Linked DNA regions of Homo sapiens: region 1 is linked to region 2. The links are chromatin loops, found by intact Hi-C in ENCODE. Cell type or tissue: right lobe of liver. All regions are shown on one strand.

Region 1 (5,000 bases), 270 kb after region 2:
GACCATGTTTGCTGCCAGGCACGCTGTGGGGTAAAGGCAGGGGAGGGGAGGCTGGAGACGCCAACAGGACTATATTAGGTCACATAGGTCACAGAAGATCAAAGTCATATTCCACCTCCAGGATTCAGTTGATAAACCGCTCTTATGAAACAGGGCTCCACCTCTCAGAAACATGAACAGGCGACCATAAAGGAAAGTATCCTCCTGGCTAGCCACAAGGCACAGCAATAAGAAATGACTGTGAAAGCCCACCGCCTTAACATGCACATAGTGTCACAGCTTTCTGCCTCTCCAGCCAGACCTGTCAATGGAGACTGTGGTTGAGCTTGGGCAGGGGCCTGGCTAGGGCCAGCCTGGCCAGAGGGGCTGTGGCTCACCAGCCCTCAACTGATGGAAAAGAGGCCCAGGCCTTAAAGAGTTTAGAGTCCAGGGAGGCAATATGACAAAGGAGGCATAAACACAGGGAAAAAGTGTGGTGCCATTGTGGAGGCAGGCAGTGGCGGTCAGGAAATGTTCCATGGAGGAGGTGATGATTGAGAAGATCTAAGAACATGGGCAGGACTTTAACGGACCCTGTGGGGGAGGTAAATAAACTCAATGTTCTGGTCTAAGGAGCAGCCTGAGCAAGGTATGGAAGTGAAAAAAATACAAGATGTGTTCGGGAAATCACAAAATTCTGCTTGGCTGGACAACAGGATACACGTAGAGTCCAGCCTAGGGTGGAAAAGTGAACAGGACTGTAACACGGAATCTGAATGCCAGATGGAGAGCTGTGCATTTACTTCGCTTGGCAACAGAGAGGCATTGAAGCTTCTCAGCAAGGACATTACAGGACTGGAATTTACTTCAAAGGACAGTGACAGTTCCACATGGATAAACTGAAATAGGAAGGAACTAGAAGTTAAGAGCCCCTCAGGACCCATGGCAACTGGAAGACTGAACTAGGTAATGATAGTAGGCATGACAAGACTCAGAGACATTGTGGAGAGTGGGTTTTTAGTCCAAAACAACTGGCTGGCTAATAGGGGCATGAGGTATGGTCAATGCCTTTAAGATGTACCACCTGGGCACCAAGAAGACAAGAGTGTCATGAATAAAAACAGGCTGTAAAGAAGAAACATTAGCTTATTGGGGGAATGATGAGTTTAGTTTCAGGCCCTTTAAATTTGAGGTGTCAACTGAACACACAGATAGACATGTCTATCTAGTGGTTAGAGAAGCAGATCTGTAAGCAGGGAGAAATGCTGAGATTAGAAATGGGGATCTGGGTGTCATCCACAAACAGGCAATGCCACAAAAGTGTCTAGGGATGTTATCACAGGAAGCACAATTTAGCATAATTTAATGGGTTGAAAAAAGGAAGGAGTAGCAGTGAAGGAGACAAGGAAGGATCTAAAAACTCCAAGTTATGGAAGAAAAAAGCTATATTATAAAACACATGATAGACATACTATCATGAGGATCAGATGGGATGGTAAAGTGAAAAGCAGTTTGAATATTTTAAAGTACTGAACAAATACATATCTGTTATTGTTACAGTATTGCATATTTAATCTCTAGAAAAGCCAGGCTTTCCATAATCTTCCAAAGCTCCTTCTCCACCAAGTCAAATGGAAATGTGATCTCCCACTCTCTTGAACTCTTATAGCACTTAATAAGTATTTTCTCAAGGAGCACTAACTAAGCATCAACCATGGGCCAAGCACTACAGTAGGGCCTTTCTCATCTACCTCCCCACTTGGAGTAGATGAAACTGAAACTTAGATTTATTCCTCTTCACAGAAGATGAAATGAAGCTCAAAAACGTTAACTTAAGCCAAGATTGCCAGCCAATAAGTGAAGGAACAGGGGGCTTCTGATGCCATGTATTAATATGCCTTTTCTATTAATCCACAAGTCACAACTTGCCATATTTGTTCTGATCCCTCTTACTTTGAGGAAATTAAGGAGATGAGCCACATTTCATTTATGCTGACAGCCTCTGAAGCACCTAGCAAAGGGCCTCACATGTGGTTGATTCTCATTGGGTTTCTGTTGCCTGAAAGAACAAACATGCATATTGCAGGTACACAGGCCTCAATAATAGTGAGCGTTCGTGGGCTGGGAAGTTTTGAGTACTCATTTCCAAGGCAGATGTAACTTAACAAAAAGTTCTAAAAACAAATTCTGTACTTGTGAAAGATGCCACCTGGTCTGCCTCAGGGCTGAAGTCCTCTTTTTATGCACAGAGTGGGAACAGCACAGGGAATGAGGAAGCTGGTTGTCTTTAAACCACTCCCACAAAGTGGCTCAAGCCAAGAAAAGGGCCCACACCTTTCGTGGAAGAGTGCTATGCAGACTCTCATGCCCATTTAACCTTTGGGTTCACTACAACAACTGCCAACAGTCTGGGGAAGAGGGAAAGGTAGAGCATGTTTCACGCCAGCTCTGATGATGTAACCTTAAAACTCACAGCTTTTCTGCCAGGGGAAAAAAAAGCAACTGGTTTAGAAACTATTTTTTCCCCTTTTCTAATATTCAACCAAAATCTAATTTGCATCATTGACTACTAGCTTTTTTTTTTTTTTTTTGCATAACTCACCATTGACTTTTTTTTTTTTTTAATTAACAGAACTTACTCGTGTCTAATTCAACGGATTGGTTTTGGTTCCTTGGAAGACAAATGTATAGGGCCAGAAATATGTTTATTTCATAAATGTCCCTTGTGCAAGAACACAAAGTTCTTCTCAGAAGCATTTACTCTGCAAGTCATAGAAATGCGCAGTGGGAGACCGGTAAACAATATGCATCTAAGCATCGTAAGGGCGTGCAGCCACGTGCGGCAGGGCTGCCAGGGACACCAGACAACTATTCCACGACCCTGGGCAAACAGACTTCAGAAGTGGGATCACATTTCAGAGCTTCATCAAATTAGAACACATCTCAGAGTCTTCTACCAATGAATCTGACTGATGTTCTCTTTTGTCAGGATTGTCTAATTTGTAGTCTTTTTAGGGTACAACAAATCAATATTTTTTCCTACATATGATGACAAGACCCAAAAGTAGCCCTTTTCTTTTCCAATTGCTGGGAGTAGTTAACGTGAGTATAATATCTTTGCCTCCTGCATGGACAAGCTGGGACAGAGGAACAGTCAGACTGGAATGGGGTTCCTCCCAGGCCCACGATATCTCTCTATGCCCATGGAGGAGATGGTGGGAATGCAAGCCTTCTCTTGGTAATTTTTACCCAGTGTGGATGGGGCTATTGGTCTCTCCTGAGCCTCTCCCTGTCAAATGCACTGCATGGGGCTTGGGACTTCCTAGAAAGAGCCATAGCAGAAACCAAAAGGAGTACAAGCCTCAGCTAGGGCAAGAGTTTGACGTTGGCTTTGGGCGGGTCCACATGGGATGCTTTTCCCATGACTCCTGAAAGAACTCTCCAAGTCTGAATCGATAATCAATGCTTGGATAGCTCAAAGTTGACAAGATAGTATAAAACACAGAAAATAAATGAGAGCTTAGCACAGTCAGTTCTCAAAACCTATCCCATGACTACAGCCTTCTTGAAATGGCATGTCTGTTCTATGCTCTGAACTCTGGAAGAATTAACCACAAGTATTAATAACTTTAGCAAATATCTAAGCCCTTATAGAAGTCATACCCCAAGTTTACTTCTTTTATGTTAATCTTTCTCTAAAACCTCATTTTGAAAACTTCTACTTAAAGATATAAGAATGTTTGGTAGTTTGTTTTGGTATTATAAACGTAGTTCTACCAAGTGAATTTGTAGCAACCAGGAAAAGTATAAGACCTTTCAGTGAGGCATTTTCCAATATTTTGGTGAGAACTACTTATTCACCTAGAAGACTGCCAATTAGGCAATTGATAACTGTGTATTGCATTTATGCACGGCATTAAAAAAAAGACTTGTTCCTCAACTCAATAAGTAGCTTGCAATTCAGCAAAAGATTTTTAAAAATCCTTATCACCAATTAAAGCTATGATGGGTAGATTATAATATAAATATAGATTATAAGATTAATATAAATTCAGTGTTACAAAGAGCTCTGGGGAAGGCTAGACTAATTGTCCTCAGGGAAAATGGTTGGTAGAGATGGTATTTGAATAAGGCCTTAGAAAAAGTATAGTATTTCAACAGGAAGAGGGGTTAGAGAAGGGCCTTGTACATGGAAGGAGCAGCTTTAGCAAAAGCACAGAGGCAAGAGAGTGCTGGCAATGTAAGAAAACTTCAAGTGCTCAGGTCTGGCTGAAGGAAACAGTATATGAGGGGAAGCAACCGAAAAATGATCTAAAAGGGTATGCTGTGGAGAGCTCTTAACGTAAGAAAGAAGAAGAGGCCAGGCGTGGTGGCTCACGCCTGTAATCTCAGCACTTTGGGAGGCCGAGGTGGGTGGATCACGAGGTCAGGAGTTTGAGACCATCCTGGCTAACATGGTGAAACCCCGTCTCTACTAAAAATACAAAAAATTAGCCGGGCGTGGTGGCGGGCGCCTGTAGTCCCAGCTACTCGGGAGGCTGAGGCAGGAGAATGGCGTGAACCCGGGAGGCGGAGCTTGCAGTGAGCGGAGATGGTGCCACTGCACTCCAGCCTGGGGGACGGAACGAGATTCCGTCTCAAAAAAAAAAAAAAGAAGAAGAAGAAAGAAAAAAAAGGGAGGAAGGACATGAGAGAGCTGGACTTTGGAGATTGGAAAAATGACTTTTAAAATATACCCTTCCCTAATCATTTCCCACACGTTAGATTTTTAGAGTGAGACTATTTCATTAGCAAGTTTATTTGCAAATTAGGTGTAGTAACTTCCAAGAAAAACAACCTAGCTGCTGGAACAAATGTTTTTCTGAGCTGGCAAATTATTGCCTGCAGCTTAACTAATATATTCATATTGCCCACATCTTGCGATTGTTTCATTAACTCTTTGCTCATCACCAAAGCACCTTTGTAATTTAACTCATTAGTTACACAATGAGTGGCTACGCTAGAACTGGTACTTGCTCCCT
Region 2 (5,000 bases):
GGGATAATCCTAAAAAGCTCACAGCCAGGGTTCATTGGCTGCTTGTCCCATGGCCCTTTTGCCAAGGATCAGAGAAGGATCCTGCTGTGGGCAGGTCGTAATGGTCCTTCCCATCTGTAGCCAAGTCCTGGCTTGCAGGGACCATGATCCCCATTTTGTGGCTGAGGAAAGTGAGACTCAGAGATTCTAAGGGACATAAGCGAGATGACAGAGCCAGCCTGAGTCTTGGCTCTCCAGCTCGGCCTCCAGTAAGGGGGATGACGTGCTCTTCGACCCCTAGCTCCCTTGTCTCCCCTGCTCTCAGAACATTAACCCTCCCAGTCTGCAGAAACCCGTTCTGTGTTTCTGGGGCTCTGAAAGCCACTGACGTGGCTCCTTCCCACTGGTCTGAGCTGTACCTGCTCATCTCTCCTCCTGCGGCCCACGGTGGTGCCAATGGTCTTGATCACGCCAGGTCTTGGGAGGGCCATGTGTCCAGGGACAGAGGCCAGGCCCGGCAGGGGGCTGTAGGGGTGCGAGCGAGGGTATGGGTTGGACATGGAGGTGATCACTGTGGGCTGCACCATCCACTGCAGGTCCTGGCTGGTCGTGATGGCGTTGATGGTGGGGATGAATGCACTGCCTGAGCCAGGCATATCTACCCGGAATTTCTGAAATGAGGAAAAAAAATACAAATGAGCCAATAAATACTAAGCTGAACAGGATAGTTAATAATAATTGAACAGAGCTGAGGCAAAAACCAGCACAGAGCACAGTCAGTGTTCGAAGGGCAAGGTCAGGACCCCAGGTGGGCCTGGACAAGTCCTGTGCATCCAAGAATCAAGGGGGGAATCTTAATTATGCCTGGGGCTTCACGTCGGATCTGCTCCCTGACTGGGGTCCTGAGAACTCCATCCCCAGGTGGCTCAGTGAGGATACTGTCCTATTCCAAATGACTTCCAAGATAGACGTGGTCCCCAGCACTCACACTCGGCAGGCCCTCTTGGCAGCTCTCCAGGATACACATCTGCAGGATGTGGCACCTGGGTTTTTAAGCCTCTGAGTCGCCTGCCAACTGTTTCTCAGGGTACCAGCTCAGGACACCTTGAAGGGATTTGCACACCAGTAGCCTTGGACCAACAAAGATCACCAAGGGAGCATACTGTGTCTGCCTTTGTCACTTTCCAAAGAGGTTCAGGACAGAGCTATGACTCCATCAGGGCACAGCCAGGTCCGTGAAAAGATGTCCTCTAACCCAGGAGACTAACAAGTAGCGGCATTTGCAGCCAGACATCCCTTGCTGTCCTTGTCCCTCCTCCCTTCCCATCATCAGCATCTTGCTTGGGGCAGACTGGCTGAGTGTGTCTCTCTACCCAGCTACATAGGCATTGATCTATGTTCACAGATGTTTCTGTGGGAAACTCTGGTGCTGCTAGTGCAGTTTTCTCCCCGCTTCTTAATTTATGCCCAGACCACGTTGCAGAGCTCTCTGGAACATGCTGCAGGAAGCATTCTATTTAAAATATAAGATGATGACAGAGTATAGAAACTAAAATGGGCTGTGCTCCTTAGCAGCTGGTCCTGACCTTTCTCCAAGGCAGCTACTGGAAACTGCAAGAAGCGGGAAGGAGAGAAGAGCCCCCTACTTCCAGCTTTTCAGAGGCAAGTCCCCCTAATGGAACCCAGGTGAACCTTCATCTTCAGATGACTCCTGTGTCCACATAAAGCTTCTCCAAGTAGTTTCTTCCCCACTTAAAAACTGGGTGAGATGAAGACAATAGCTAACAACACTTCCTGGGCACTTACTAAATGTCAGACACCATGGCTTACCTAGATTATCTCACTAATTCTCTCTCTGAGTGAAGAACGACCATTAGCTCCATTTTAGGGACAGAAATTTAGGCTTAGTGAGATTAAGTAACTTATTCAAGGCCACATTGCTAATAAGCAGCGGGGTCAGGATTCAAACCCAGTCCAGCCTGACAAAGAGGCCAGAGCCCCTGAACACAGTGGTATACAAGCTCCTTTTCCATTGCTTTCTTCCTCAAAATCCAGCCCTAAGTGCTGGTTATCCACCCCCACTGCCCTCAGACAGAGTGTCAGGTCATCCCCTATAGACCTCCCCTCTCACAAAGAAGGTACCACAGGTCTGTCTGGCCCCGAATGGAACCCCACTATCATTAGCATGGATGCTGTAGAACCCTCCCTATGCTGGTCCAATCAGACCAACTAGGATAGAAGCATTCGCAGCAATGGAAGCTGGCACCACCATTGTCTTTGCCTTGTCACAACATCAGGGTTCCTGCTGTGTAAATAACACATAGAGTACCTCACTACAGCTGACAGAGCTGGGGACCCCTTCTTGCTCAATTCCCTGCTATCTGCCTGACCCTAGTCTGCATGTTGGAACGGCTGCCTCATCAACCAGACCACCTCGGGGGCCCAGGCCAAGGGCTTCAGTGAAGAGAGCTGCCCAGCACAATGGATTCTGGGATTCTGGAGGAAAGTTACCCAGTGCAATGGATTCTGGGGTTTGGGAGGAGAGCTGCCTAAAGCAATTGGTTCTAGGATTCTGGAGGAAAGTTACCCATTGCAATGCATTCTGGGATTCGGGAGGAGAGCCACCTAGAGCAATGGGTTCTGGGATTCTGGAGGAAAGTTACCCAGCACAATGCATTCTGGGATTCGGGAGGAGAGCTGCACAGAGCAATGGGTTCTGGGATTCTGGAGGAAAGTTACCCAGTACAATGCATTCTGAGATTCAAGAGGAGAGTTGCACAGAACAATGGTTTCTGGCATTCTGGAGAAAAGTTATCCGGTGCAATGCATCATTCTGAGATTCAGGAGGAGAGCTGCCTAGAGCAATGGGTTCTGGGATACTGGAGGAAAGTTACCCAGTACAATGGATTCTGGGATCCCGTGAAGAGAGCTGCCCAGGGTGATAGATTCTGAGTTGCATTTCTGAAGGCAAAGAAAAGTGGGCTTTTTATCAGGCGCTGACTGAAAAGCAGCAGGTGTGTGCATATGAAGGAGGGAAGAGTGCAGTGAACAGGAAAGCATCCAAGTGGGAAATGATCTTCAAGGAGGAAAAATGGCCAATTGGGGCTGGGCTGTGAGTAGGCAGAGTCGTGAGAACAGCAGGCATGGCTGAGTGTGTGTAGAAGCACCAAGTCCCAGACAGCTATTTTTTTCCTGAGCTGCTGGATGGGAGGGGCGGGGAGTCAACACTGCACTCGGGGTCAGGAGGCATGGGGTTGAGGCCTGGCTTAGCCACTGAGTGCCTTGCCCTGGGCTCAAGGACTCAATTCCATGGATGTAAAGGGGAATACTCATCAAACTCACTGCACTGCCATGAGGATTAAATGAGTAGCTACTTGTAATCACAGGCTATAAAAGCACGCCAGTGGTTCTCAACCCTGGCTACACATTAGAATATTCCAAGGAGCTTGTAAAAAACACACTAATGTCAGAGCCTCGCCATTAGACCTCTAAAATAATTGGTTTGGGGCAGGGCTCTGATAAGCTTTTTTTTTTTTTTTAAACCCCCAAGGAGAGTCTGTTGTGCAGCCAGGGTTGAGAAACATTGCTCCAAACCAATGGAAGGTCACCATCACCACCACCATCATCATTAGATGTGCCTGTGTACTCTGCCCAGGAGGCTCTGGGGAGAAGTGCCAGCTACCCACTCCTGGGAAGCACCCAACTTTTAAATTCCATTTCTCTCCCCAAGCCAGGTTCTGGGTTTGAAATGCACCTGAGGCATTCAGCACAATGGTTTGATATGACTCCCTCCTCCATGGGGAAGCTGTCAGCTTTCCTTTTAGGAAAGCACCTAAGAAAGTCACTCCTCATTCCAACAAATAAAAGTGCTCCCGTTTTAGGCTTGGGGAACCCAGCAGAAAATCTGAAGCAAAGCTGAGGGACAAAGACCCCTTCAGAATAAGTGGATGCCTATTAGCCCCTCTGAGGCCCTCTAGTCCACCCGCTCTGGAGGGCAGGTCCGTGGTGTGTGCTCCCCGGTATACATCAGCCAGATTCCTCGCAGCAATGGCTTGGTCTAGACAAAACAAGACAGCAATAAAAACCAGCCAGGAGGTAATGACTGCCTCTGAAACGCATGTACACCTTGTTTCAGACAGGAGGCAAAGCCATCTGGATAATACACTGGCTCTAAACTGCAAGGAAAACAATGTCCCATCCCCAGAGGGGCCCGGGGCTCTGATAAAGAAGGCTTTTGTCTCCAAGAGGAGCTTCTCTTGGAGACACACAAAAGTTTCAATTAGATCTGGCAGATGGGTCTTGTCTCAACTCCCAGCATGTTATTCAGAAACGTGTTATTCAGAAACGTGTTATTCAGACACTGGGGTAGGAGAGAAGAGGTGAAGTTAGGAGTTTGTGGTCCCAGAAGTTAGCCTAGCATTCTTCTATGCCAATAGACCCGAGAATCAGCCACATGTCACACTGGAGATAAATCGTGGTTCTCTACGGACGAGTTAACACTAAACACAAACCAAGATAGAGCTGCTCAGCTGGGGGCTACAGGGCAGTTTCAAACCTGCTGCATGCATGCCAGGAGTGTGCTGGGAGTGATGGGATCAGGAGAGGTAACCCAAAACCTCACTCGGCTGCCTGGGGCTCTGTAGCCAACATGTCCTCCTCAAGGACACTTTGAAGATGCTGGATGCCTATGTAGCATTCCAGCCTGGCAAAGCCTCCAAATATTTCACTGTGTCACCCTGTCAACTGCGGGGTGGGCAAGAATGCCTATAAAAGGATATAGTGGTCCCCATCCACCTCCTAGAGCAGAGTTTAGCAAACTTTTGCTGTGAAGGGTCAGACAGCAAATATTTTAGGCTTGGTGGGCTATACGGTCTTGGCTGCACCTCAATTCTGCCACTGCAGTGCGAAAGCAGCCCTAGATAACATGTAAACAAATAGGCAGGACTGTGCCACTGTATTTTATTTAGAAAAATACTCAGGACATAGTTTGCCAACCCCTGTCCCAGAGGTTCATTCTCATC

What was found. A loop is a pair of places that touch in the nucleus more often than their neighbours do. Peaks named below come from ENCODE experiments on the same cell type or tissue, not always from the same donor. Only the 100,000 strongest peaks of a DNase experiment are listed, where the experiment ranks them.
Region 1: a loop joins it to region 2, with 5 times the contacts of the local background. A loop is called at or near these places in 4 of 110 quality-filtered maps.

Annotation. Positions count from the first base shown.
Region 1 is chr2:28,131,775-28,136,774 of GRCh38, reverse strand. The region is part of intron 7 of BABAM2 (BRISC and BRCA1 A complex member 2); the gene reads right to left. Among named protein-coding and RNA genes, the nearest start is that of MIR4263, 140 kb to the right of the region's middle. RefSeq lists a silencer at 1,186-1,386. In right lobe of liver, no CTCF peak of the experiment used is centred here; a DNase peak (open chromatin) is centred at 2,304; H3K27ac peaks cover 1,788 bases.
Region 2 is chr2:28,399,757-28,404,756 of GRCh38, reverse strand. FOSL2 (FOS like 2, AP-1 transcription factor subunit) reads right to left here. Exons shown (of 4, transcript NM_005253.4): 2 at 399-650. Among named protein-coding and RNA genes, the nearest start is that of FOSL2-AS1, 7.6 kb to the right of the region's middle. In right lobe of liver, no CTCF peak of the experiment used is centred here; no DNase peak of the experiment used is centred here; H3K27ac peaks cover 862 bases.